Linked DNA regions of Homo sapiens: all the other regions are linked to region 1. The links are chromatin contacts, found by Hi-C or POLR2A ChIA-PET in ENCODE. All regions are on one chromosome and are shown on one strand. The core of a region is the stretch at or near the end of the contact, and the rest is flanking DNA. Distances in the headings are between cores, read along the strand shown.

Evidence for each region. A loop is a pair of places that touch in the nucleus more often than their neighbours do. ChIA-PET counts read pairs that join two places held with the same protein, here RNA polymerase II (POLR2A). Pooled maps may share reads with other maps.
Region 2: a map of CD4-positive, alpha-beta memory T cell shows a loop between it and region 1 (12-fold over the local background). The contact joins the promoter of PALS1 here to the promoter of DCAF5 in region 1. A Hi-C loop is called at or near these places in 1 of 168 maps with a recorded cell type or tissue (CD4-positive, alpha-beta memory T cell), 1 of 37 single-sample maps with no recorded cell type and 9 of 50 pooled maps.
Region 3: a loop to region 1 is called in a map of naive thymus-derived CD4-positive, alpha-beta T cell, with 24 times the contacts of the local background. The contact joins the promoter of VTI1B here to the promoter of DCAF5 in region 1. A Hi-C loop is called at or near these places in 2 of 168 maps with a recorded cell type or tissue (naive thymus-derived CD4-positive, alpha-beta T cell and posterior cingulate gyrus) and 5 of 50 pooled maps.
Region 4: a loop to region 1 is called in a pooled map, with 20 times the contacts of the local background. The contact joins the promoter of RDH11 here to the promoter of DCAF5 in region 1. A Hi-C loop is called at or near these places in 8 of 50 pooled maps. POLR2A ChIA-PET finds 5 or more read pairs at or near these places in 2 of 52 experiments (activated B cell and naive thymus-derived CD4-positive, alpha-beta T cell).
Region 5: a map of CD4-positive, alpha-beta T cell shows a loop between it and region 1 (6-fold over the local background). The contact joins the promoter of MED6 here to the promoter of DCAF5 in region 1. A Hi-C loop is called at or near these places in 2 of 168 maps with a recorded cell type or tissue (CD4-positive, alpha-beta T cell and naive thymus-derived CD4-positive, alpha-beta T cell) and 6 of 50 pooled maps.

The regions. Positions count from the first base shown.
Region 1 is chr14:69,150,025-69,155,022 of GRCh38, reverse strand. DCAF5 (DDB1 and CUL4 associated factor 5) reads left to right here and starts at 1,904. Exons shown (of 9, transcript NM_003861.3): 1 at 1,904-2,258. The coding sequence starts at 2,045. RefSeq lists silencers at 1,460-2,099, 2,920-2,969, 3,130-3,589.
Region 2 is chr14:67,238,551-67,243,548 of GRCh38, reverse strand. It overlaps PALS1 (protein associated with LIN7 1, MAGUK p55 family member), which reads right to left and starts at 2,114. Exons shown (of 15, transcript NM_022474.4): 1 at 2,016-2,114. It overlaps LOC124903330 (a long non-coding RNA gene), which reads left to right and starts at 2,140. Exons shown (of 2, transcript XR_007064217.1): 1 at 2,140-4,259. It also overlaps a transcript of GPHN not described here. RefSeq lists a silencer at 1,533-2,502 and an enhancer at 2,483-2,762.
Region 3 is chr14:67,671,785-67,676,782 of GRCh38, reverse strand. VTI1B (vesicle transport through interaction with t-SNAREs 1B) reads left to right here and starts at 2,151. Exons shown (of 6, transcript NM_006370.3): 1 at 2,151-2,408. The coding sequence starts at 2,294. It also overlaps a transcript of GPHN not described here. RefSeq lists silencers at 1,827-2,266, 2,367-2,476.
Region 4 is chr14:67,693,090-67,698,087 of GRCh38, reverse strand. It overlaps RDH11 (retinol dehydrogenase 11), which reads left to right and starts at 2,324. Exons shown (of 7, transcript NM_016026.4): 1 at 2,324-2,458. The coding sequence starts at 2,385. It also overlaps a transcript of GPHN not described here. RefSeq lists enhancers at 2,007-2,056, 2,077-2,126, 2,171-2,807 and a silencer at 3,157-3,216.
Region 5 is chr14:70,597,578-70,602,575 of GRCh38, reverse strand. It overlaps MED6 (mediator complex subunit 6), which reads left to right and starts at 1,921. Exons shown (of 8, transcript NM_005466.4): 1 at 1,921-1,960; 2 at 4,799-4,958. The coding sequence starts at 1,939. RefSeq lists an enhancer at 1,220-2,419.

The DNA.
Region 1 (4,998 bases), core at 655-3,154:
CCCTTCAAACTCCTCCCCACTCCCTAAGTACATTCATGAATTCAGCAAGTATTAAAGCGGCCACTAGTGCCAGCAAGTACTGGCTCCAGGCATACACCCTTGAGCAGAACAGACGTAGTCCCTGCTCTCAGAGAACTTACAGCAGAGTGGGGAGACTCATATCATCACAAAAATAAATGATTAATTACACATTTTGACATTGCAATGACAGAAGGATGTTTGGTGCTATACATCTTTAATAAAGCTGGTATACTGCTACTAATTTTTAGGTGGTGATTATAATGAATAAACACAAAGGATTATTAGAAGGCATCCTGAGGATAAAACCTTTTAAGTACCACATAGTTTCCTATTTAGGGGAACAATATTCCATTAAAATTCACATTTTTGGAATTTGATTTCTTTCTTTTAAAAATTTATTTATTTTTTGCCCTTTTCCCCAAGTTCTGATGGAATTTGGTTTCTGTTTAGTAATGTTTGCTAGAATATGTACTTTTATATGAAACATTTGCATATTTGTTATTAGTACGATTAATCGTATTGTCACTGAACAAAAAGTAGAAGTAAATAATTTTGTTTGACGGGTAAACCTCTTCCATGTTCAGCCGATCTTTTTTTTTAAAAAAAATTATTATTATTTTCCCCAGATCAGAGATGTACAGCCCATCTTTCAATGATGATTCTACTCAACTGCTCCTGTGCCATCTCTGGTCCAGAGGATGTAATTCCTGCTAACTTGAAAGGGCAAAACTGACAAGTGCCTATTTCAGTAGCTTATTACCACTTAATGACAGAGGATAGCTTCCAGGAAAAGTACTATAATACATCGAAAAGGGGACTTTTAACTGTATCTGGTAGAATTCCAAAGCATTTAACACCCACTAGGGTCAACGCGGTGACTCCCATCCTACTGAAGTGCAGCCACTTCTGGCCTGGAGCGCAGCTGCTGGTTAACAGCTGTCCAACCTCAGTGCTCCCCACTCGAGACCTTTAAGAGGAGCTCACCGAACCCAATTAAATAACATATATCGTTAGTTTCAAATCACGCTTCTTGTGTCGTGCAAATTTATCTGGAACGGAGAGAAGTACCTCGTGCTTCTCGGGACTTCATCAACTCGGTTTTGGCAATTTTCTTCCTACTTCTTTATCCCTTTCTCTTTCCCCCCATGTACCACTCTAATCTGCCAGACGGAACAATTTAGCCTTTTTCAACTAAAGGACCGGAGGAAGGAAGAGTTAGAGAACTGGACTTGGGGATGAGCGGTGGTGTTAAACATTTACCGGGAGAGGGGAAGGGGCGGGTGCGCGAACAAAACCCCCAGGCAACGTTCCTCCAAGTGTGCGGCCCTACCTCCCGGTTCCCCCGCCTCGGGCAGGGCCGGACTGCCCAAGGCAGAGGCCAGCAGAGGAAGGAGGGCCGGAGCCCCCGCCCGCACCTTCCCCCACTCCAGCCGCATTTTCCCCGAACTCGTACGGGCGCTGGCCTCCGGGCAGCAGCCGGCCCGCGGGTCCCCGCGGGAGGAAGGCGAGCCAAAGCCCGGCGGCCACTCGGATTGTTACGCGCATTCAACTCCGCGGAGTGCGGGGCGCTGGGGTGCAGAGGGGTCTCCGCCCGGCGCCACCCAGGTCCCCAGGCGGGAAGCGGCTCAACTGGGAAAGCAGCCGGCGCCCGTGGTCTCCGGGCCGGCCGCCCGCGTTCTTCCGGCCAGCCCCCCGCGGAGGGGAGGGGCGCCGACGCCGCGTTCTCGGGGCCCCGCAGCCGGCGGAAGGGCCGCGCATCGCGGAAGCGCGGCGGCAGCTGAGGATCAGCTGCTGGAGGAGGCGGAGAGGCAGAGGGAGGAGCCTCGGGGGGAAGGAGAGGGAGGGGACCGTCAGGAAGCCGCGAACGCCGCCGAGTGTCTGCACACCTCGCTCTGCCTGCCATGGCTGGTTAAAGAACCATCCGGATCGCAGCGCGGGGGGAGGGCCGGGTGGGGGGAGCAGCGGCCGCGCGTGAGGCCGAGGGAGGGGCGGCGGCGCGAGCGGCGGCGGCGGCGGTTCCAGCATGAAGAGGAGAGCTGGCCTGGGGGGCAGCATGAGGTCAGTGGTGGGCTTCTTGTCCCAGCGGGGCTTGCATGGGGACCCCCTGCTCACTCAGGACTTTCAGAGGAGACGCCTGCGGGGCTGCAGAAACCTCTACAAGAAGGACCTCCTCGGCCACTTCGGCTGTGTCAATGCCATTGAATTCTCCAACAATGGAGGCCAGTGGCTGGTCTCAGGTAAATCAACCCCCTTCCCCTCCCCGCGCCTCCCCGCACCCTCCCAGCCTCCCCCTCTCGCTCTCCCCCGTCACCCTCCTCCTGCCCTCTGTCCCCACCCCCTCCCTTTCTCTACCCCCTTCTGCGGTGGGAAGGTTTGGTGTCAAATTAAAACCATTGCAGGGGGAGGGGAAGGAGAGGATGTCTTCTATAAAAAAGACCTAAAATGGTTGACAGCTCCTTAATTCGCTTTATCCCAAGTGCAAAGTGATCTCTCCTGATGCCTGCCCTGAAAGTGTAGGTCGGGGAGGGGGGCGAGGTTACCGCTCTACAAAGTTTGACGGCAAACTCTTCCTCCGCGTACTTTAAAAGGTGCTGGGGGCATTTTGGGGATGTGGAGGGTGAGGAGGCCGAGGAGCGCCGGAGGCAAGGGGGAGCTGAAGCCCCCGTCGCCGGCGTTAAGGAAAAGGGGTCTTGGGGCTGGGAAGCGGGCGGTGACAGACCCGGACGCCGAGGGGCCGGGGGCTGCGACCCGGGGGCTGGCGGGGTCTGCAGAGGGGAAGTGACTGGGGCGGTAGGGTCGCTGTGGGCCGCCCCCCTCGGCGCTCTTAGAGGCCCAGCACCATCGCCTTTCGTTCGGTTGTGGCCTCTTCTGCGTCTTGTTTTTAATACAGTTTCGAGAGTGGCGAGGGCTGTGGAGGCTAAAGGGCACCAGCCTGAACTTGAATGCGCAACTTGCGAGGCAGGCGGTAGGGTGGGGGACCCCCGGGAGACTTGTTGGCGGGAGCCCGGCGCCCCGCACCCCGTTTCCCGCGGCCGCTGTTGCAAGTGGTCTCTGCTTCTCCTCCCTCTCGCCCAGACGGGCCTGGTTGCCCCCGGGCTCTCCCTCTGGTTTGGGGAAAGTGGCGAAATCGAGGCCGGGGCTCCGGCCGGGCGGTGTAGGCCTCGCTCTCCCGGGGCTCCTAGCGACAGGCAGCTGAATCGATAGCCTATTGCTCCCGGGGAGGCCCGGGCCCCGCGGGCCGCGGCGACAGCTGCCCCTGGGGAGGTGCGCCTGCTGCCGGTGGGGGCGCTCGCCGCCGTCGTCCCCTCCTCCCTGGGGTCGCGGGCCCAGGGCAGGGGCGGGTGGGAATGGGCCTACGTGAGGGCTAGGGGGCGGCTCCCCGAAACCTGGCTCAGGGGAGGGGGGGTGAAGACGGCTGATTGGGCGTTCCTGCTTGGCTGCTGCCCTCTTCTGTCCCTTTTCCTATATTGGGAGGGATGAAGGGGGAACCCAGCGCTGGACGTGGCGCTTAGCTTCACCCAGGTCGGTCCCTGAATGTCTTTCTAATTTGTGTCCGTGAGCAGCTCGCCAGAAACTTCTGGGATCTTGGCAAAGCATCCGTCTTCGCGAGTAACCTTCGGAAGTGACATGGGGCGTACAGTCCAATTTGGGGGTAGCAAAGAGAAAGGTCTTCTGTGATCATTTTATGATAAACCTTCTGGGGTCTGTCCAGAACTGACTTGACTTTTGTACCCCAGATCGTTTTCTCTTTGACTAGGTAGATTTTGGCCCTAGATCATCCTCTGAAGAAACCTGATCTTTCAGACAAAAGCCTCCTTCCCCCACAGCACCGTATAAAATTTTATCAAATAAATTTGAAGAGCAAAAATGGGGGAAGACCTCTTCTTTATAGACCTAGCTCCCAGTTTCCCTGCTGTTGTTTTTTATGTATTCATAAAACTCCCGATGTATTACAACAGAGAAGTTCCCAGACACAAGTAAACTTTACCTACCGAGTGAGGGAGTTTGGGGGTACTCTTTTAGAGACAACTGAACTAATCATGTTAACGGAATTGTAAGTAGTCACACGTTGCCCAGCTTGACACACCTTTATTTACGTATTTATTTGAGACAGGGTATCACTCTGTTGCCCAGGCTGGAGTGCAGTGGGCTATCACTCACTGCTCACTGCAGCCTTGATCTCCCAGGCTCAAGCTAACCTCCCACCTCAGCCTCCCAAGTAGCTGGGACTACAGGCAGGTGCTATCATGCCCAGGTAATTTAAACTTTTTTTTTTTTTGTAGAGGTGGAGTCTCCCTATGTTGCCCAGGCTAGTCTTGAACTCTTGGCCTTAAGTAATCCTCCTGCCTCACCCCGTAAAGTGCTGAGATTGCAAGCATAAGCCACCATGCCTAGCTCACACTTTAAAAAAAATAACAAATTTATTGAGATAATTTCCATGCCACATAATTTATCTATTTGAAGTTACATTTTTAAAAGCACGAAATGTTCTTTACCAGTTATTACTACTTTTATCCTTGGGCAGGACGCTCCCCTGTATCTTAAATGAACTCTATTTTCTCTAGTCTTGGCCAGGTCATTTCCTTTATCTTAATTTTAGCCTGTGAAAGAGGAGGGTCATTTCCACAGAGGAGGCTCTGGCAGACCTTTCGATTCTGGGTATTTATTTCCTTACTCTTCTAGGCTTGTGTTGCCCATCTCCATCAGTACTTCCTGGGTTCCAGCCTTCTTTGCCCCTTGCTCCTTTTCCTTCCCCCCATACTCCCTCTAGCTCAGTTCTTCCTGTTTCCTTTTTATCTACTCCTGTTCCTGTTCTTAGTCCTATCAGCAGGCTATTCCATCGCTCCTCCATTTTGGCTAAGATACACCTAGCTTTTCCTATTTGTTCCTTGAACATAGAGTTTTGGTTTAAAGCCTTTTTAGCTATTTACCTTCCATTATGAGTACACAGCTGTGTTAACAGAAAGTTCCTCCTGT
Region 2 (4,998 bases), core at 865-3,364, 1.9 Mb after region 1:
TGCACTCCAGCCTGGGCGACAGCGCGAGACTCCGTCTCAAAAAAAAAAAAAAAAAAAAATTATATTCTGGCGGTGGCTCACGCCTGTAATCCCAGCATTTCAGGAGGCCGAGGCGGGTGGATCACCTGAGGTCAGGAGTTCGAGGCCAGCCTGGCCAACATGGTGAAACCCCGTCTCTACTAAAAATACAAAAATTAGCCAGGTGTGGTGGCGAGCACCTGTAGTCCCAGCTAGTCGGGAGGCTGAGAGCAGGAGAATCACTTGAACCAGGGAGGTGGAGACTGCAGTGAGCCAAGATCGCGCCACTACACTCCAGCCTGGGCAAGAGCGAGACTATGTCTCACAAAAAAAAAAAGAAAAGACAATTATATTCTATATAAGCACATATGTCAAGATACTATTTTTTTCTAGACACTCTGAAATCAGAAAATATCAGAGAAATAGGGCATTTCAGTAAATAATATATAAAATTGATCAAATTTCTTGGAATGGGTGATAAATTTTATTTTTTCCATGACACAGCCCTCAGGAGATCCTGAAAACACGTGCCCCTGTGATGAGATTTTTAATCAAAATCATAATTCAAGATCATGTAAAAGCTAAACCCACTGTACTGACTTGGGTCACCCTCAAGTAGAACTTATATATTCTCTCCCGTTTTAACATTCTAAAACAAATTAATGTTAATCAATCCACCTTAATTTGTCAAGTTCAAGTCCGTCTTGCCAAAACTAATTCAGGTACATGGTAAAATTTACCAGATTTTTAAAGATAAAATAATGAATTGCTTTTCCTATTTTTGCCTGTTTTATCTATAAATCTCTTACATTATAATTTAATAGCTCATCCTGCCGCAAATAGAAAGCCTATAAAACCTATCCACAATAGCTATGTCCACAGGGATCTAGTAAAAAAAAAAAATCGTAGTTCTTAATTCAAGGAAGCTTATTTAATAAGTTTCATTACCACCAATACTTCAAAGACACCAATAACCAACACGTCATTTGTTCCTATTGCATAATTTAACAGGTTATTAACTTCTGGTATAATCCAAAAGCATAATTAGTAAACTATCATTAAAACATGATATTGCTTTTTTAAAAAATCAGAAATATTAACACCTTTCACTGCGTCAGTCAAATCAAAATTTCAAAATTTTTGTTCAACTGACTTTCCAAATCTAAATTCTTACTATTCTAAACGAGTATGGAGACAAAACACACACTCCATACTACATCTAAAAACTTCCTAGCCATCAGATTTTAATTTTAGCATAAACTGCCAAGAAAAACCTTTTGACCGAAACCTACATTCCGTACACATTACTGTATGTCAATCAACAGAAGGTGAGTTATGATCATTAGAAAGTTACATAATTTACTACAAAGATCGTTTAAAGCAAACTTCATTAAACGTAGGTTATAACAATTTACATGCTTCAAAGTTCAACGTGCAACCTTAAAGTATCAGAAACCATGAACAAAACTAGGCTTTTCTTTTAAAGTGGTCACAAGGAAGCAGGAACTGTTTGCGTGTTTAAGAACGCAATGAGCAGCAGAATACCAGCAGCTGAGTCAGGCAGAGGAACGCTGACTACATTCTGACTTCTAAAGGAAAGCGTTCCCTCGCCGATTTCCCAGACCCGGCCGGGAGAGTCCCGCGCGTCGCGACCTCGGAGAGAGGGCGCAGGGGGCAGACGACTCCCCGCCGCGCCCCCTGCACCTCGGGCTCGGCTGGCTGTGGCCCGCGCCAAGGTGCATGCCCAGCCAAGCAGAAGGAGCGGGCACCGCGCAGGCAGCGTTGCTCCGAGGGACAAAGGTTGGGCTCACACCCTCCACGGCCGCAGCTCGCGCGCCTGAGGAAGCCCGCCTGGCTGCCAGGGGTCTCCCGCTGGCCGGAGTTTGCGCAGCGTGTGGGGGAAGGGGAGCCCGGCCGCCCGCCCCTCCCCCGCCGCGCTCCCAGGGACCTGTTGATTAAGATCTCTACAGCCCAGCCGCCGCCGATCCGCCTCTTACCTCCACGCCTCGGCTCCGCGGAGCCTCCCGCCCCGGCCGCTCCTACGCACTGCAGAAGCGACAGCCCTCCGGCGGCCCTTGAAATTCCGGATAAAGAATCCAGAAACTCCCGACTCCCCACCTCAGAATCCTTAGTCCCCGCCCCCGCCCCACCGCCTGCCTCCTCCGTCGCCGCCGTCACCGCCGCAGCCGCCAGCAACTCCACTTCTAGACCGCGCGAGACCGGCCCCTGCGGCCGCCGCGAGACCGCGCACGCGCCCCCGGGACTCTGGCGCAGTGGGCGCGCGGATCCGAGTCCCACCCCGCCCGTGAGAGGCTGGCGCGGCTTGCCCAATCCCGAGCCGGAGCGGAGAGAGCGCCCGCTCATTGGTCCTCTCCGCAGCTCCAGCCGGGTGCGCGCAGTCGCGCGCCTCTAAGTCTAAAACGCGGACTGCTCCGGGCTAGCTGGCCCGGTAGAGCCCCTTCGGGATTTGGCCGGCGGGCTTTGTGGGGACGCGAGGCTTCCCTGGGTTTCTACATCCCTTGGCTCTTGTCTCTGGATGACGTATCCTGAAGAAAATCTGATTCCTCTTGAAGAGATTCCTCATGTCCTGTCAAGTTAGTCACCCAATCTAACATTTGTTTTTTTTAAAAAATGACATAAACACCTGGATGTGTGCAGTGTCCCGCAGAAGACTGCATAAAGCCAGCAGCTGCACTGATTTCTGAAAACCAGAAAGCAAGGATAGCAAGGACTAGAACTATTTCCCAGAAGTCTCCCGAAGGGACAGAGTTACGCAGATCAGCCCGTGCTCCGGGCATGGCTGGCGCCCTCGGGACCTGGATGTGCCACCCTTGGAATGGGGCAGGACTCAGGCGGGTGCGGGCGGAAGTCAGAGCAGATTGGAGGACGTTCTAAGGAGAAACACCAGCAATGTGTCTCGACACTTGCAATAAAAGCCCTCGGATGGTCTCTGTCTTGACAGTACCTTCCGAGCAAGCCCATTCCACATTTGAACACTTGCAAGGTTTGTTAATCGACCTCTCCTTCTATGAGGCCAAACTATGCCTGTGACTCCAGCCCGGGGGCACAGTTTCCCCCAGGGGCACAGTCCTCCCTCAAAGCCTTCGTATATGCCATTTCCATTTCTCTCGGTTTTCCTCATTTTGTCCCACGGTGTTTTTCCATCTCGCAATGTCCTCAGGTCCTGATTTTCAAGCTCTTTCACATTCTTCCCCATTACGCTCCTCTGGACAGCCTATGGGTTGTGGTGTCCCTCACTAAGGACACTGTGATGGCCTGAACGAAGCAAACCGTTGTTCCTGGTGGTGAAGATCTTTGGGGATGCCTACCCTTCCCAGATTTGTTATCCTTCTCAAATCTGATCAGCATTCTGTCCAAGTGTTTAATAAGACAGAGCGGAGGACAGAACTCTGCTGCATGCCACTAAAGACCTTAATGCTCCTGCCATCAAAAATTTCTCAGTAGGCTTCGAATACAGGTGGACGACACAACCGAACTGTCTTCTTGGCCCATATTCCTCCATAAAGATGCCATGAGAACTGGTGAAATGCCTAACTGAAATCCAGATAAAGTCTCCAGGATTCCTAGAAACTACTAGCCATACCCCAAAAGAAAAAACGGTTACTGTGTGTGACTTACTTCCTTTTCTAAGTTCTTTTGTTTTTGTTTTTGTTTGAGACGGAGTTTCGCTCTTTTGCCCAGGCTGGAGTAAAGTGGCGCAATCTCGGCTCACTGCAACCTCCGCTCCCCGGGTTCAAGCGATACTCCTCCCTCAGCCTCCCCAGTATCTGGGATTACAGGTGCCAGCCACCACGCCCGGCTAATTTTTGTATTGTTAGTAGAGACGGGGTTTCGCCACATTGGCCAAGCTGGTCTTGAACACCTGACCTCAGGTGATCCACCTTTCTCAGCCTTCCAAAGTGCTAGGATTACAGGCGTGAGCAACCGTGCCCCGCCTCTAAGTTCTTAAATATATAACATAAATAATAATTCAAGAAGCTTCCTCCAGCTCGTCAATGAATTCTTCTTTCTCTAGCTTATAATTTCTCATCCTTGGCACTATTGACATTTGGGCTGGATAATTCTTGTGGGGACTGTCCTGTGCATCATAGGATGTTTAGAAGCATCCCCAGCCTCTACCCACTACGTGCCAGTAGCATCACCCTCCCCAATGTGACAATCAAAAATGTCTCCAGACATCACCAAAGGTCATGGGGAGGAATGAGCAAAATCATCTTCAGGTAAGGACTGCAGATCTAGCTGTTCAAAGAAAGGACCTCTTTGGAAAGATAGTATATCTTTATCCGTAACTTCCAATCTCTTGGCCCCAGGCAGTTTTACAAAACAACAAAACACACACACAAAAAAAGCCTCCACCCAAATGAACCCGCCAAGTACCTAGCCTTGCTTCCTCAGCTGCTTAGATTCCCATACAGGACCCCACCATAATAAAATAATTATTAGTATGAGTGTGAGATAGCAGACCAGCTGCTTATCTCAAAATATGTGAAATTCCTTTTTAAAGTGCTATAACAATTCAGAAGGGCATTTTTTTCAGGAAAAGAAGTGCTATAAAAATATTAGTTATGGCCTGGCATGGTGGCTTACACCTGTAATCCCAGCACTTTGGGATGCCAAGGTGTATGGATCCCTTGACCCCAGGAGTTCAAAACCAGCCTTGGCAACATGGCAAAAACCCATCTCTACAAAAAATACAAAATTAGCTGGGCATGATGGTGTGTGCTTATAATCCCAGCTACTTGGGAGGCTGAGGCAGGAGGATCATCTAAGCCTGGGAGGTCGATGCTGCAGTAAGCTGAGATCACACCACTGCACTCCAGCCTGGGCAATAGAGTGAGACCCTGTCTCAAAAAAAAAAAGTTATTATTTTACCTCCTAAAGATATTTTCATGTTAAAAGAGGGCAGATCCTACAGCAAATAACAAATCTACTCTCTAGTGGGTCAGGTGCAGTAACTCA
Region 3 (4,998 bases), core at 902-3,401, 1.5 Mb after region 1:
TTATTATGGTTGTGCAATGATTTCTCATTCTAAAGAATAATTTGTTCCAGAGTCTAGCTACAGTGTAATCTCAATCCACATGCTATTAATTTAGGTTGTGTGATAATCTAATTGTTCATTCACCATTTCCTACTTAACCTTTTTTGACACTCTTCACAGACACTTTTTCCACATTTCTTGATCATCCCGGGCCATTTTTTTTTCCTTTCTTTTTAATTAGAGACAGCGTCTTGCTTTGTTGCCCAGGCTGGCCTCAAACTCTGGGCTCAAGCGATCCTCCCACCTTGGCCTCCCAAAGTGCTGGGGTACAGGTGTGAGCCGCAGCACCCGGCCCCAGGCTATTGATCCTTTTTTTGCACCTGCCCCTTATTTCTGTACTGTGACAAGTCCCAGCATTGTGCTGTGGGACTTACACAGTATACTGACTATCCTCAGACTTGGTCATGTCTATGCTCAGTGCATATTAAGAGCTTAACCAAAGTGTGTTGAATCAACAGCCAATGAACTTGATCTAATAAAAATGAGGGCCCAGGAGATACAAATTAGCAAAGCATTTTCTCCTGAGCAGTCATACATCTTTTAATATTTGTAGGCAGTTTAAAATTGAACTCCCAAGCAAACATTTGAGAACAGACACCTTGAGCAAACCGTGAAATCGGTGAAAATAATAATTTATTTTAATTTTTTGAGATAGGGTCTTCTCTGTCACCCAGGCTGGAGTGTGGTGGCACGATCTCAGCTCACTGCAACCACTGCCTCCCGGGTTCAGGCGATTCTCCTGCCTCAGCCTCCCGAGTAGCTGGGGTTACAGGCGCCCACCACCACGCTTGGCTAATTTTTGTGTTTTTAGCAGAGACGGGGGTTTCACCATGTTGGCCAGGCTGGTCTTGAACTCTTGACCTGAAGTGATCCGCCCGCCTCGGCCTCCCAAAGTGCTGGGATGACGCGTGAGCCACCATGCCCGACGTGAAGACAGGAATTTATACCCATGGAGTGCAAGAAGGGACCTTGTAATTTTTAACACGTGACACTTAGTGGCAGATGAGACCTAATGAAGCCAGGCCCACCTTCCACACCAGATTATAAATTCCCCTGGAGCAGAGATTAAATGTTTTATTCACCAACATGCCCAGATCCCTCGCAATGCCTACGCTTGACAAACACCTGTTGTCAACAAGTGCACGAGGCAGCCTAGGAGGAGAATTAGTCTCCACGAGGAGAATTACTCGGGCCTAGCAGCTAGAGTATTTCGAGGTCATCCTAACTGGGTTCCACTTTTGAATTTTTGGTTTTTGGGTTTTTTGTTTTTTTGGAGACAAGATCTCGCTCCACTTGGGAGCAAGGTCTCCCAAAGCTGGAGTGCAGTGGTGGGACCTCAGCCTCCGGGGGTAGCTGGGGCCAAAAGTGCGCGCCACCATGCCCGGTTCTTATTTTGGGTTTCTGGTAGAGCTCTCGCTATTGTGCCCAGGCTGGTCTCGAACTACTGGGTTCAAGCAATCCTCCCACCTCGGCCTCCCAAAGTACTGGGATTACAGGCGCGAGCCACTCGCCCGGCCGGGTTCCACTTCTGAAAGCTTGGGGAGCCGCTGGGCCTTCCAAGAAAAGTGCTCCACCTCCCGACGGCAGGCAGAGCCCCTGGCCCGGCTATCTTTCCAGGGCCGAAAGCTAACAGTCAAGACGCGAAACGAGGAATTCGGGTCAGGGTGGCAAAGCAAAGCGCGATGACAGTGAGGACGACGTCTAGACGCAAACATACATCAAATCGGGCCGAAGCCCGCTGTCGCCGCGCGGGCTGAACCTGGCACCCGGAGCAACGCGCGACCCCGGGACGAGACGCTCTCGTCCGAGCCAAACTACATCCCCCGGCGTGCACTGCAGCGCCCGCCCCTCGCCGGCCGGCGGGGCCCGGGAGGAAGGCGGCCGCGCTGCCAGTCCCGCAGGTCCCCTAGGCCCCTTTCGCTGCGGCCTTTCCCCAACCCGGACCCGGCACTTCTCGGGTTCCGCGACTGCCGATCGCCCCGGCGCGGCACCGCTCCCTCAGGAGTCGCCTAGGCCGCGCAGTCTCCCGACTTCTCGTCAGGCTTTCGCGCCGGCGCTCCAGCAATCACTGGCTGGAGAAGGTGGGCGTTCCGGCTCGAGAGGACCCTGCCGCGGCTCCGGAAGAGCCTCGTCCTGGGCGGCGGTGGTGCGGCGGTCGCCGTTATGGCCACTGGGCTGGGCGGCTGACCGCCGGGCTAGGAAAGGGCCCAGGGCCCCGAATCTCGGTGGCCGCTGCTCCAGCGCGGCCTGCGCCATGGCCTCCTCCGCCGCCTCCTCGGAGCATTTCGAGAAGCTGCACGAGATCTTCCGCGGCCTCCATGAAGACCTACAAGGGGTGCCCGAGCGGCTGCTGGGGACGGCGGGGACCGGTGAGGCGGGGGTGGGCCACGCCGTGGGGAGCGCAGCCCTGCGCGCTTTGGAAGGAAGATTCTCCCACCTTCCTCCCAGACCCGGGCCCGCGTCTCCTCCCTCCGCGTCCTCAGACACGCCCCCTAGGGCTGGCTTGTCCCAGCCCCAGGTCTCCCTGCTGCCACTGAGAGTAAATTGGACCTCGGGATTCAGTTCCCTGGGATCCTTCTATGGCCTTCCACATTTTCTCATCTTTTTTCACTGTGGCAAATAGAGCAGAGGGGCTTTTGCATCTGCGGTCCTGTAATGTAGAGTGGGTTTCTTTCATAGCTGTTTTTGTTTGTTTTATGCATTTAAAAGCACTAGTCTCAAGACAGGTCTAGTTTTCACCAGACTGACAGAGGATCCGTAGCACAGAAAAAGGGTTAAAAACCCAAAGGAGTCATAATTTGGGGGTGTTGGTAAATACCAGTTATTGGAGGGTAGAGAGCTGGCCTTTAAAACCTGATTGTGGCATTTAGATGTGGTCTTGTTTTGAACGTTTTTACAGCTGAGACTGTTTACTACCCCTTAATTTCATGATTCAGGTTGCTACAAGTTCTGTCTGGAGGAGCTAGAGTTTTCCGGCCCTAAATCCATAGGAAAAGCTGCTATAGTTCTTGGCCTCCGGATATATAGAATTTGATGGCAAGGACAAAACTTTGTTTTATTGCTTTTATTTAAGAGTCAGAGCTTGGGTGTTTGCTCAACGAATTACTCAAGGTCATAGGAATTGAATGACTGGTGAGAATGAAATTCATGTATTTAATATATATTTATTGTGAGGCTGCTGTGTGCTAGGTGCTGGTGAATTGTGAGGCACCGTTCTAGGTGCTGGTGAATATTGCAAATTACAGTGAAAAAGATACGAACATCCCCATTCTAGTGGGTAGGTGATAAACAATATATAACTATTAAGAGGCAGTGTTAAAGAATACAGGAAAGTAAATCAGAGTAAAAGAATAGGGGATGGGACTTCAGTTTTATTTTATTATTTATCATTTTTTTTTTTGAGACAGGGTCTCACTCTGTCACCCAGGCTGGAGTGCAGTGGCACGATCTCGGCTCACTGCAACCTCCACTTCCCAGATTGAAGCAATTCTCCTGCCTCAGCCTCTGGAGTAATAGGGATTACAGTTGCGCCACCACCCCTAGCTAATTATTTTTGTATTTTTAGTAGAGACAGGGTTTTGCCATGTTGGCCAGGCTGATCTCTAACTCCTGACCTCAAGTGATCCGCCTTCTTTGGGACTTCAGTTTTAAATAGGGCGGTTGTGAAAGTCCTCTCTGAGGAGATGGCGTTTGAACAGAGACTTAAATGAAGTGAGGGAGTAAACCAGAAATCAGGGAGAAGTGAGTGTCAGAAGGAGGGAATAGCACTGCAAATGCCTTTAAGCAGAAATGAGCTTGGTGTGTTCAGCGAAGAGCAGGAAGTTCCATGTGTTTGGGATGGAGTGAGCAAAGGAGAGCGATAAGCAGGGCCAGATCATGTAGGGCCTTGTGGACCATGGTGAAAGACTTGTGCCTTTTTCTAAATATGATGGGATGCAGTTAAAAGATACTGTGCAGAAGCATTGTGGGATCTGATTTATGTGATTGAAAAGTAGACTGCAGGCAGGGTACGGTGGCTCACACCTGTAATTCCAGCACTTGGGGAAGCCGAGGCGGGCGGATCACTTGAGGTCAGGAGTTCAAGACCAGCCTGGCCAATATGGTGAAACCCCATCTCTACTAAAAATACAAAAATTAGCCGGGCATGGTGTCAGTTGCCTGTAGTCCCAGCTACTCAGGAGGCTGAGGCAGAATTGCTTGAACCCAGGAGGCGGAGGTTGCAGTGAGCCGAGATCATGCCACTGAACTCCAGCCTGGGCAACAGATCAAGACTCTGTATCAAAAAAAAAAAAAAAAGAAAAGAAAAGAAAAAAAAGTAGACTGCAGGCCAGGCATGGTGGCTCACACCTGTAATCCCAGCACTTGGGGAAGCTGAGGCAGGAGTATTGCTGTGTTGAACGATTTTGAGACCAGCCTGGGCAACATGGTGAAACCTCATCTCTACAAAAAATAAAAAAATTAGCCAGGCATGGTGGTGCATGCCTGTAGTCCCAGCTCCTGGGGAGGCTGAGGTGGGAGGATCACTTGGGCCCTGGAGCTGGAGGTTGCAGTGAGCCAAGATCGCACCACTGCACTCTAGCCTGGACCACAGAGCAAGACTCTCCCAAAAAAAAAAAAAAATGTAGACTGCATTTTCAACCTGGCACTGAATTAATTTTTGCAATGCCCATTTCTATAAGTCTAAATAATGCAAAAGAACATTGCTTTGAAAAATAGAAAATTGAATTCATTATTACTATGGTTTGAATGTCCCCCTCTAAAACTTATGTTGACATTTATTTGCTATTTTAATCGCATTAAGAGGTGGGACCCATAAGAAATGATTAGACCATGAGGGCTCCATCCTCAGAGATTAGATTGTTATCCTGAGAGTGGCTTGGTTGTTGAGAGAGTGGGTTAGTTCAGCCCTCTCTTGCTTGCCTGCTCTCTTGATCTGTTGCCCTTCCATCTTCTGCCATG
Region 4 (4,998 bases), core at 1,075-3,574, 1.5 Mb after region 1:
CTGCAATGCTGACTTCAATGTTGACTGCAATGTTGATTAGCCCCAGTCCTGTGAATATCTCCTGATTCCTACTTTATTTACTGTCCCTAGTGTAAGAACATGTCAACCTTGATGTTATTGCACAAATTATTATCTATTACACATGTAGCATTCTTGCCTGTTCTGGAGGGCTACCTTTAATTGTCTTGCACAGAGCAGTTTGACTCTTTCCCTACAGTATATAAACTCTGAGTGTGGAGCTTACATGTACAGAAATCTGCCACCCAAGCCCACATTTCTGTCTGTAAATTCCCACAGTAAAACACCCTTACCAAGAAACTGGATTTGTCTGCCTCAACCTTTGGTGTCTTGGCTCCTCTGGCATTTGGGGGCCACTTTGCATATAGGGCCCTCTCATGGAACACCACCTGCTTCAGTTTGAATCCCAGCTCTGCCTCTTTGACCTAGGCTAGCTTACACGGTGCCTCAGTTTTCTTGTCTGTAAAATAGGGAAAATTATAGTACCTACCTCTTAGAGTTGTTATGGGAATTAAGAGTTAATATATATATATAAATCATTGGGACAGGGCCTGGCCATAATTAAGCAGTATTTAAGCACTGGCTATTATTGCCATTTCTGGCACTCTCCCTTCTCCCTAGACGGTTTTCTGTTGCTCTAGTGCACCCTGCTTTCTCTGACTGTGAACCCTCAGGTGGGGTCTTTCCTCTGCTCAGCACACTCTTGTCTATGTTGCTTGCCTACTAACTTCCCTCTGGCCTCCGCTCAAATGTTATTTCCTCAAATAAGCCTCTCCTGATCTAGAACTCCTCTCCCTTGTAAAAGCTCCCAGAGCTTTCTCTAATCCTCCTCATAACCTTCACCATGATTTATTTACAGTGATTACTTATTTAAGGTCTTCTCTGACAGTCCATGAACTCCGGGCGAGCAGAGATTATGTGTTCCTGGCTTCCTGCTGGACATCAGCACAGTGCCTAGTACACTATAGGAATGCCATAAATGTTTGTCAAATGCGTGAATGACTGAATAAGGAACAAAACAAATGAAAGGCTTTTATAAAGTTATAAAACCCAATACAAATATTAGGTAACACAATAATGAGAATGTGACAAAATGTGATGATTGCTAGGTAATCTAATGTTAAATTGGTAGGAATTAGTATTGTGTGAAGGAAACCCTCTCTTCTCCAATTTGCTATAAAATATATTAGTTCATTGGAACCCGTGTCTTTTAACCAAATGGAAATTATGCAAAAGGACCAGAAAATATTACTGGGTACAATTAAGGAATCACAGACAGATATTGATTGGTTAAAACACCCTCCACTTTCACCCCCAGGAAATAGGCCTCAGATGAAAGAAACTATTGAACAGGGAACCTATTTATTCACAGAGAACATATTCATGGCCTTAATTCAAGACAGGATTAAATACTTTCACGAGTTGGCAAAACCAACTGTGCCAATCTGAGATATTCATTGCTACCCTGGGAGTTAATGTATGTGACCCAAGCCATCAGGAAGACGATATTCTATTATCAATGAACACTCAAACACTAGAAAAATCATGATAGTTGCCACCATAATTCAAGATAGACACAATAAAGTGATTCTCCTGAGAATGTCTTCAAGGACTTATTGCTTCCTCTTCTCTGGAAAAAGGAATCCTCGAGGAGGAAGGGTTTACATTCCCCCACCTTCCCAACTGTCAGACTTCGGACCGCTCCTCTCCTGTCTAATCCGCCTTTCATTTCCCAGACGCCAACATCTGATCTCCAGGAGAAACAGTGCGGTAACTGCCTAACCAGGATTGGGGAAAACTGAACCAGGCACTGGACTTGGGTCTGGGGAGATAGAGGACTGCAGAGATTTCACAAACACCGCGGTGCCTAGTACACTATAGGAATAAGTGTACTATTCCTATAGTGTATACTTTTTTTTTTCCAGAAAAATCCCTCTGGGGTATGAGCACTATTTTCAGTTCTGGTTCAACTTTTCATTGAGATTCTATGTGGATAAGAGGATCTTGTAGTGAAAAAAAGATAAAAAGCAGTGTTTTCATCTGAGTGTGAGAAACCATGTGTGCCTAGAGGTGGGAGAACTGAGTATTCAGAAGGCAGAAAAAATAACTGAGAGCTGGGTGAATGATCCCACAGGCCCTAAGCCCTAGATGGTTGGGGATTAGCGATGTATAATTCAACTTCTGCCAGCGTTGGCGGCAGCGCTCCCACGTAGCCAGCCTGAGGCTGTCAAGCTCTGGACTACATTTCCCAGAAGGTCTGCTCCCCGGGCTGTCGCAATTTGAATTGGGGCGTGTCTAGAAAGAGAAGCCATAGTCGGCGAGCAACGCTGGAGCATCCCGCTCTGGTGCCGCTGCAGCCGGCAGAGATGGTTGAGCTCATGTTCCCGCTGTTGCTCCTCCTTCTGCCCTTCCTTCTGTATATGGCTGCGCCCCAAATCAGGTCTGTGCAAATGTATTGCCTTCTCTTGAGAATTCTTGTTGCGGGGCGGGAGGGAAACATAGAATCCCCACCAAAGCTTTCTTGGAAAACTCCCCTGGGGGGGCTCCAAGATGGCGGAGCCCAGAGTTCGGTGGGTTGGAGGCGAGGTCCAGCTGTCCTGGGTGCCAGGAGGACACCCGAGACCCCAGGCGGTGAGAAAGGGCGGCAGTCCGGGGCACACTGCTTTTCCCTGGCCTGTTTTTCTTTTGTCTAAGCACCCCCTGATTCTGGCTCCAGGGAATCCCGAGGGTAAGGCTACCTCAAACGCTTGAGTTTCGGACTCTTCAATGGGATATGGCCCGACGCTGTTTTCCCCTTATTCCCCACGCCTTAAACCAGCCTTCGAGGTACAAAGGAGCGATTCCACATTTCGCCCTCTGAAACTGATAGCAATCGTAACATCTGCGGCCCCATCCTTGCTCTCTCGTTGCTGTTACAATCGCTTGTTCTGTGGGCGGATGTTGTAAAGGAGAAAAGTGAAAAGGAAGAGTGTTTGGTTATGAGCTCTATCCTGCCTTGCGAGCAGGAGCACGGGGGATCTGAGTTAGGAGCTAGGGTACTGGGGCGGTGAGGGCTGGGAGAATGGTGGGAAGGTATTGACCAGGTGATAGATCAATCAGCCCAAGGCTGGCCAAGTGCCCCAGTGAATCAGCAGCGGGCTGTAAAACCGGCAGCCTGCTTATTGGTTCTAAGTAAATCACCAGTGGTGACGGACCAGTGACTGAATAGACAGACACACTCCTTCCCCAGGTGGGCGGTCTTAGTCCCAATAGAACTTGAAGCCAGGCCAGATCACAGTCATTTCTTACCACAGTCACCTACTTTCCTTCTTTTATTTTTATTTTCTCTTCCTTCTCTGGTGCCCCTCTTCCAGTTATATTTTTTCTGCCTTCTGAACACTCAGTTCTCCCACCTCTAGGCACACATGGTTTCTCACACTCAGATGAAAACACTGCTTTTTATCTTTTTTTCACTACAAGATCCTCTTATCCACATAGAATCTCAATGAAAAGTTGAACCAGAACTGAAAATAGTGCTCATACCCCAGAGGGATTTTTCTGGAAAAAAAAAAAATATATGTGTGTATATATATATATATATGTGTGTGTGTGTATATATATATATGTGTGTGTGTGTGTATATATATATATATATATATTCCAGGAGCTGTATTCCCAACTCAGCAGGGTTATGGGAGTCGGGCCAGAGCTGGACTTTTATAGTTGTCTCTTTCATTCCTGCTGGTTAAGGAGAAGAAAGAACTAAGTACAGGTCCTACTAAGTTGTCACTCCTGGAGCTACATACAGTAAGGGGATGTGGGAAACAGCCTAGAGGCTTGTTTTCTGAGGAGGGAGGTGATGGTTTGTGGGGACCATGAGTTAATCTGCCTCCCTGTCAGCATTTTCGCACTATGCAGGTAGCTTCAATGGCTAAGAGTATGTACCTTGCAATTCCAAGTTCAATGAAAAAGGCTGAAATGCTCTTTAAGAATGCATCTCCTGGTCAACAGATTGTTTTAACCAGAGTCCCAACATTGCCAAGAAGAGAATAGGCCAGTCTGAGAACCACCAATCTGTGTTTGTGCATTCATTCATTTGGAAAAGGCAATATAGTATAGTACTTAGAAACAAGCACTCTAGGCTGGGCTTGGTGACTCACACCTGTAATCCCAGCACTTTGGGAGGCTGAGGTGGGCGGATCACCTGAGGTCAGGAGTTCGAGACCATCCTGGCCAGCGTGGTGAAACCCTGTCTCTACTAAAAATACAAAAATTAGCTGGGCGTGGTGGCGCATGGGTGAGGGGGTGAGGGATGAGAATCGCTTGAACCTGGGAGATGGGGGTTGCAGTGGAGGTGGAGGTTGCAGTGAGCCGAGATCACACCATTGCACTCCAGCCTGGGCAACAAGAGCAAAACTCTGTCTCAAAAAAAAAAAAAAGAGAAAGAGAAAGAAAGAAACAAGGACTCTAATTACACAAAGCAAGACTTGAATCCCAGCTCCCCTTTGTACATACATAATCTTCTCTTTGTTTTAAGTGTGTATGTGCATGCGTGTGGGTGTGTTTTTTTTTTCTTGTTTATTTTGTCCCAGAGTCACAAGCTTTCATAATTTTAACTTTTTGTATTGGATTAGCCATTTCTCAAGGCCATAAAATGCCAGTTGTGGACAGATTGACCTACAGAAACTAGTTATTTCTTCTTCTGGGCTGAATCTTGTGATTTCCTAAGTCACAAGTGCCTTAGAGAGCTCAAACCAAAGCCAGGTGCCTGGCTAAGCAGGTATTCATCCAGTTCTTGTGCTGCAGAGAACAGCTGTAAGCTTTGCCCTTGTAATAGAATCACTTTTGTCTTTGAGCAAAAGCAGAAAACTTTTGTCATCTTTCCTCCAACTTTCCTTAAATGGACACTGTTTCCTTAAAAGGACAACAGTGGAAAGAACTAAAGCAAACCTCAGCCAGAAGACACAGGGAGTTGCAGGAACCTACTGGCTGAGACAGTAG
Region 5 (4,998 bases), core at 672-3,171, 1.4 Mb before region 1:
TCCTTCACTCATACAACCCGGCTTACACTGGCCTTTCTGTGGTTCTCAGACCAACCCCTTTCCCACTGTAGGGTCCATGGTCCCCTCTGTCTGATATGCTTGTGCCCCAGCTCTTCACATGAGTGATTTGCTTTCATCTTCCAGGTCTCATCTCAGGTATCACTTCCTCAGAGAGGCCTGTCCTGACTGTCCTACCCAAAGTGGCTTCCTCCCTATCTTGTCTTCTCTTGTTTTTGTTACCACACTTTTTAATTTATATTTCTTTATTAACTGAAACAATTAATATAAAAGAAATAGAGATGGGATCTCGCTATCTTGACCAGGCTGGTCTCCAGCTCCTGGGCTCAAGCAATCCTCCCATCTTGGCCTCCCAAAGTGCTGGGATTACAGGCGTGAGCCACCTTGCCCTGTCTTCCTCAAGTTATCTTTCTAAAATGGAAGCTTGATCACATTTCTCCCATTGCCTACAAAATAAAGGTTGAGCTTCCAGGTCTTATTTACCATGCATACCATATGTTTTATTATCTACAGATCTGCATTCTGTCACTATTCTTCCTAATCTCCTTCTAGCCTAATCAAAACACAAGGAAACAAAAAACTAGAAAAACAAAACAAAAAGCTTTATGGATCACACTTTTTATTGGACACGATACTCTTCCTTTTTGCAATGTCCTCCCACTAGGCTCCCAACCAGGCCCTCCTGAAAAATTCTCTCTCAAAACTTTACTCTGTGCATGCACATACTTCTGTTGGGACACCTATTTTATACATACCATCTCAGGCAGAAAATTCCCAAACTGAAATGTACAGGCAACGTACTTTTATTCTACGGAGTTAACAAATTTTTAATTCCTTGTCTATGAGGTTGAAAATCCCAATTAAATTTCTGGTCTTCCCCTCTTGCTCCTGGGTTGTGGTTAAATTCTTGGGGAGTCTTCACAGTACCTAAGTTTTGGAGAAGATGTAGGCACCCGCCCTCATCCCTCCTTCAGATTTTGGCATCCTCTTCCTAGTATCTGTGTGTTGTTTGCATATTTCTGTATCGTTTTGCTTTTACAGAGCCACACTGAAGCTTGAGAATCTGAGGCTTTCTGTAGCTTCCCCGTACACAGAATCATTCCCTCTTTGGAGCCTTGCTACCTACTCCAGACTACTTGGAATGCAGACATTTGCTCATTACTCTGGGACCCAGGGGTATTCCCTTTCTCTTAATCTTATTAATATTTCACTTCAGAAGCATTTCCTGTGTTGTGAAATTTTTCTCAGAGGCTTCTTTAATTGGTTTAGATTTTTAATGGATTTAGTCACATAAAAGCCAATGACTCCCAAATTCTTAAGTCCTGTCCCATCCCAATACCTGAGGCAGGGAGAAAAATATAAATGACCATCGTTCCTAAATCTGATAGCTCAGTGGATACACCCGGGGAGCTTTTAAAATTAAGAGACACTCCCAAGCACAACTCTACAGCATCAGAATTTGTTTTCTTGACGATCACAGACGATCAAGGCAGAATTCTTCCATCAGTGGTGGGCGTGGGGCGGGACTCCACTCGGTCTTTCTGTCCTCTAAGTCTTCTAATTTTTTTCCCAGTAATCCGCCCTCCCGTTCTCCTTCTTTGGCCCATCCCTCTTCTAGTCTTTCCCTGCTCCCCTGCACCAATCTTTCTGCGTCCCGTCCCCTCCCATTCCCCTACCCCACCCCACCCCACCCCACCCCACGTTTCCCGCCTCCCGCGCCTCTCCCGCTTTCCGCCCCCTCGCGTCTCCTCCCCTCCCACCCGCACCTCCACCCCCTGCCTCTCTCCTGCCCGCCCCGCCCCCTCTTCCGCTCTACGTCCCTCCTCACCCATGCGCACTCTCTTCAACCCGCTGCTTCCGGCGGCCTAGGCTTACGTTTACTTTGCGCCGGAAAGAGAACCTGTAAACGCTCTCGGAATTATGGCGGCGGTGGATATCCGAGGTATACTGTATTGCTATATTTTGTCTCTTGATTGTCTGTGGACCAGTTTGGGATGTTATAGCTCGCGGTTTCAAGGTTTAGGTTCCTTTGTGTGAAGTCTCAAGCTTTTTTGAGTGGTTTTTGTGGACAACCCAAGGCTGTGATCTAGCGAAACGTTGACGAGTTTTTTTTTTTTTCTGAGTTCTTGGAGCGTCTCTTGGAAGCGTCGGAGAGAAGGGGTTGGAAGAAGCTCTGGGTTTTGAGCTTTCAGAGCTGGAGTTTTGTTCTACACACGTATCTCTGCAACAACATTAGGGCTATTCTATTGGAGTGAAGGAATGGCGTTTAGGCAGAGAAGGGAATGGGGTAATAAGCCAACTTGATTTGATTCATCTCTTGGGACTTGGCATGGTGGCTGCCTAATTCTTTAGACCGCGCCACACGGGTCCCTGAGCATGAATCCCAGATATTTTCTTTTTTTTTGAGTCGATAATACTTTACATCGAACGTCCAGCAATTATTATGGGCAGGGGTCGTATTTTTTTCACAGCTGAACTGCAGAAGTACTCAAATATTGAATCAGTCAGTGAATAAATGTATGGAGATGTCACCCCTTAACTGCTGCTTGATCTTGGGGAGCATGTAGAGTTGTTTTTGTGTATATAGTACTTGATTTTTAAAGGGAGATGTTTGAGATGCCTTTTTTTAATATTAACTGGATTGGGGTCTAACACATTTATTACAAATATTCTCATTTATACTTATCTGGCGATCTGCAGCACTTCTGGATCATGATTTTACATACGTGTCTTTCATTATTTATTTCATCACTTGCTGATGGTTAGAATGCTGTTAGAATGCTTGGGCTATGTCAACATGTTGCCTTGCTACAGAATAAAAAAGAGAAATATTTAGTTTATAAAATGTTTTACTTATAATTCAGATTGTTAGGATCATGGCAAAGACTCTAAAATAAGAGTGTGTTTGGTGTGTTAAAGGAACAGCAAGGAGGTCAGTGTGGCTGGAGGGTAGTGAGAGAGGATGTGGGAAGGAGATGAAGTCAGAAAGGTGTTGAAAGCTATGATAAGGTCTTTGGCTTTTCCTCTGAGTAAAACGCAGAGCCATTGGAGGGGTTTCCATCAGAGGAATGATGTGATCTGACTTTTTTTTAGGACTACATTGGCTGCTGGGAACAGTGTAGGAGGGCAAGGGTAGAATTAGGAAAACCAGTTAGGAGGCCATTTCTGAAAATGTTATTTCCTGGCCTGTTGTGTATTTGGTTATTGCATGATCCAGTTATGATGAACTATCTAAATGGTCTATACTAATTATTTGGTTATTAACGCACTTCATCTGTCTCCTCCTTTATTTTATAGCACACAAAGTACATTTTACCTTTATATAATTTTTCTCGGTTGAGTCACTTGGCTCAAAACTGCCTGTCACCTTGAATTAGGTCTGACTTCTTTGAAGATGCCTGAGGTAATGACAGTATAAGAGAGATTGAAGTTTTTCAACCAGTATTGTATAGGCATTTTGATGTTCATGATTTACACCTAGTGGTGTTCAGTACAGTCAGTGGTATGAAGCATCATGAAAGCCAATAGCCAATACAAGCTCATTTATTAAAAGTATCTAGCTCTATCATGTCTTTTTAAAAGCTATGATTTAATTCTACGCTAAATATGAAACCGTGTGGCTGTAGTTAAGGGAACTCTACTTCCTGTTTATCCCTTAGCTTTTACATCATTATCATCTCATCTACAATAATAGCTTCCTAACTTCTCTATCCCTAATTGAGAGATCTCAAACTGGTAGCTATAGATGTGTTCTCTTGGGCATACATGTTATTTGAAAATTTTGAATTCCTTGCCAGCATTAAGGATTTCCAATAAAAAAAAAAGTCCTTTCTAAATTTTAAATCTTATCACTTCTTCACCTAATGAAATTATTCTCTAAAGATATAATATACTTTATATTTTTACACCTCTGTATATACATTCTCTCTGCTTGGAATTACTTTGCCCTTTTCTCTGTGTAAGTTTTTATTTATTCTTTAACATACCGTGCTAAAACCCACCTTCTCTCCACATGAAAAATGATTTTCGTTTCCCCAGGTCCTCTGTAGTCTCGTAACACATTTCTTCATGTCTTTTTTTTTTGAGACGGAGTCTCGCTCTGTCGCCCAGGCTGGAGTGCAGTGGCGCGATCTCAGCTCACTGCAACCTCCGCCTCTTGGGTCCAAGTGATTCTCCTGCCACAGCCTCCCGAGTAGCTAGGATTACAGGTGTCCACCACCATGCCCGGCTAATTTTTTGTTTTGTTTTTTTTCTTTTTTTGAGACGGAGTTTCACTCTTGTTGCTCAGGCTGGAGTCCAATGGTGTGATCTCGTCTCACCACAATCTCCGAGACCTTCTGGGTGCAAGCGATTCTCCTGTCTCAGTCTCCCAAGTAGCTGGGATTATGGGCATGCACAAACACGCCAGGCTAATTTTGTATTTTTAGTAGAGACGGGGTTTCTCCATGTTGGTCAGGCTGGTCTCAAACTCCCAACCTCAGGTGATCCACCTACCTCAGCCCCCTAAAGTGCTGGCATTACAGGCTGAGCCACCGCACCCGGCCAGAATTTTTTGTATTTTTAGTAGAGACAGGGTTTCACCATGTCTTTATCATAAGACTTAATCATGTTATTGCTTTCTTGCATAATCTCTTCTGTTACATCATGAGAGTGTGTTGGTTAGGATCTATGTCATCCTTATATTCATAGTGCCTACTACATTTGATGTATAATAAATGTTTGTTGGATTGGATTCTTTCTATTTTTCTAATCCTTTATCATTTTGTTTTCTTTCCCATAGACAATCTGCTGGGAATTTCTTGGGTTGACAGCTCTTGGATCCCTATTTTGAACAGTGGTAGTGTCCTGGATTACTTTTCAGAAAGAAGTAATCCTTTTTATGACAGAACATGTAATAATGAAGTGGTCAAAATGCAGAGGCTAACATTAGAACACTTGAAGTAAGTTATTTTAAGAAGGTGGCACTTTTTCCAAATACAA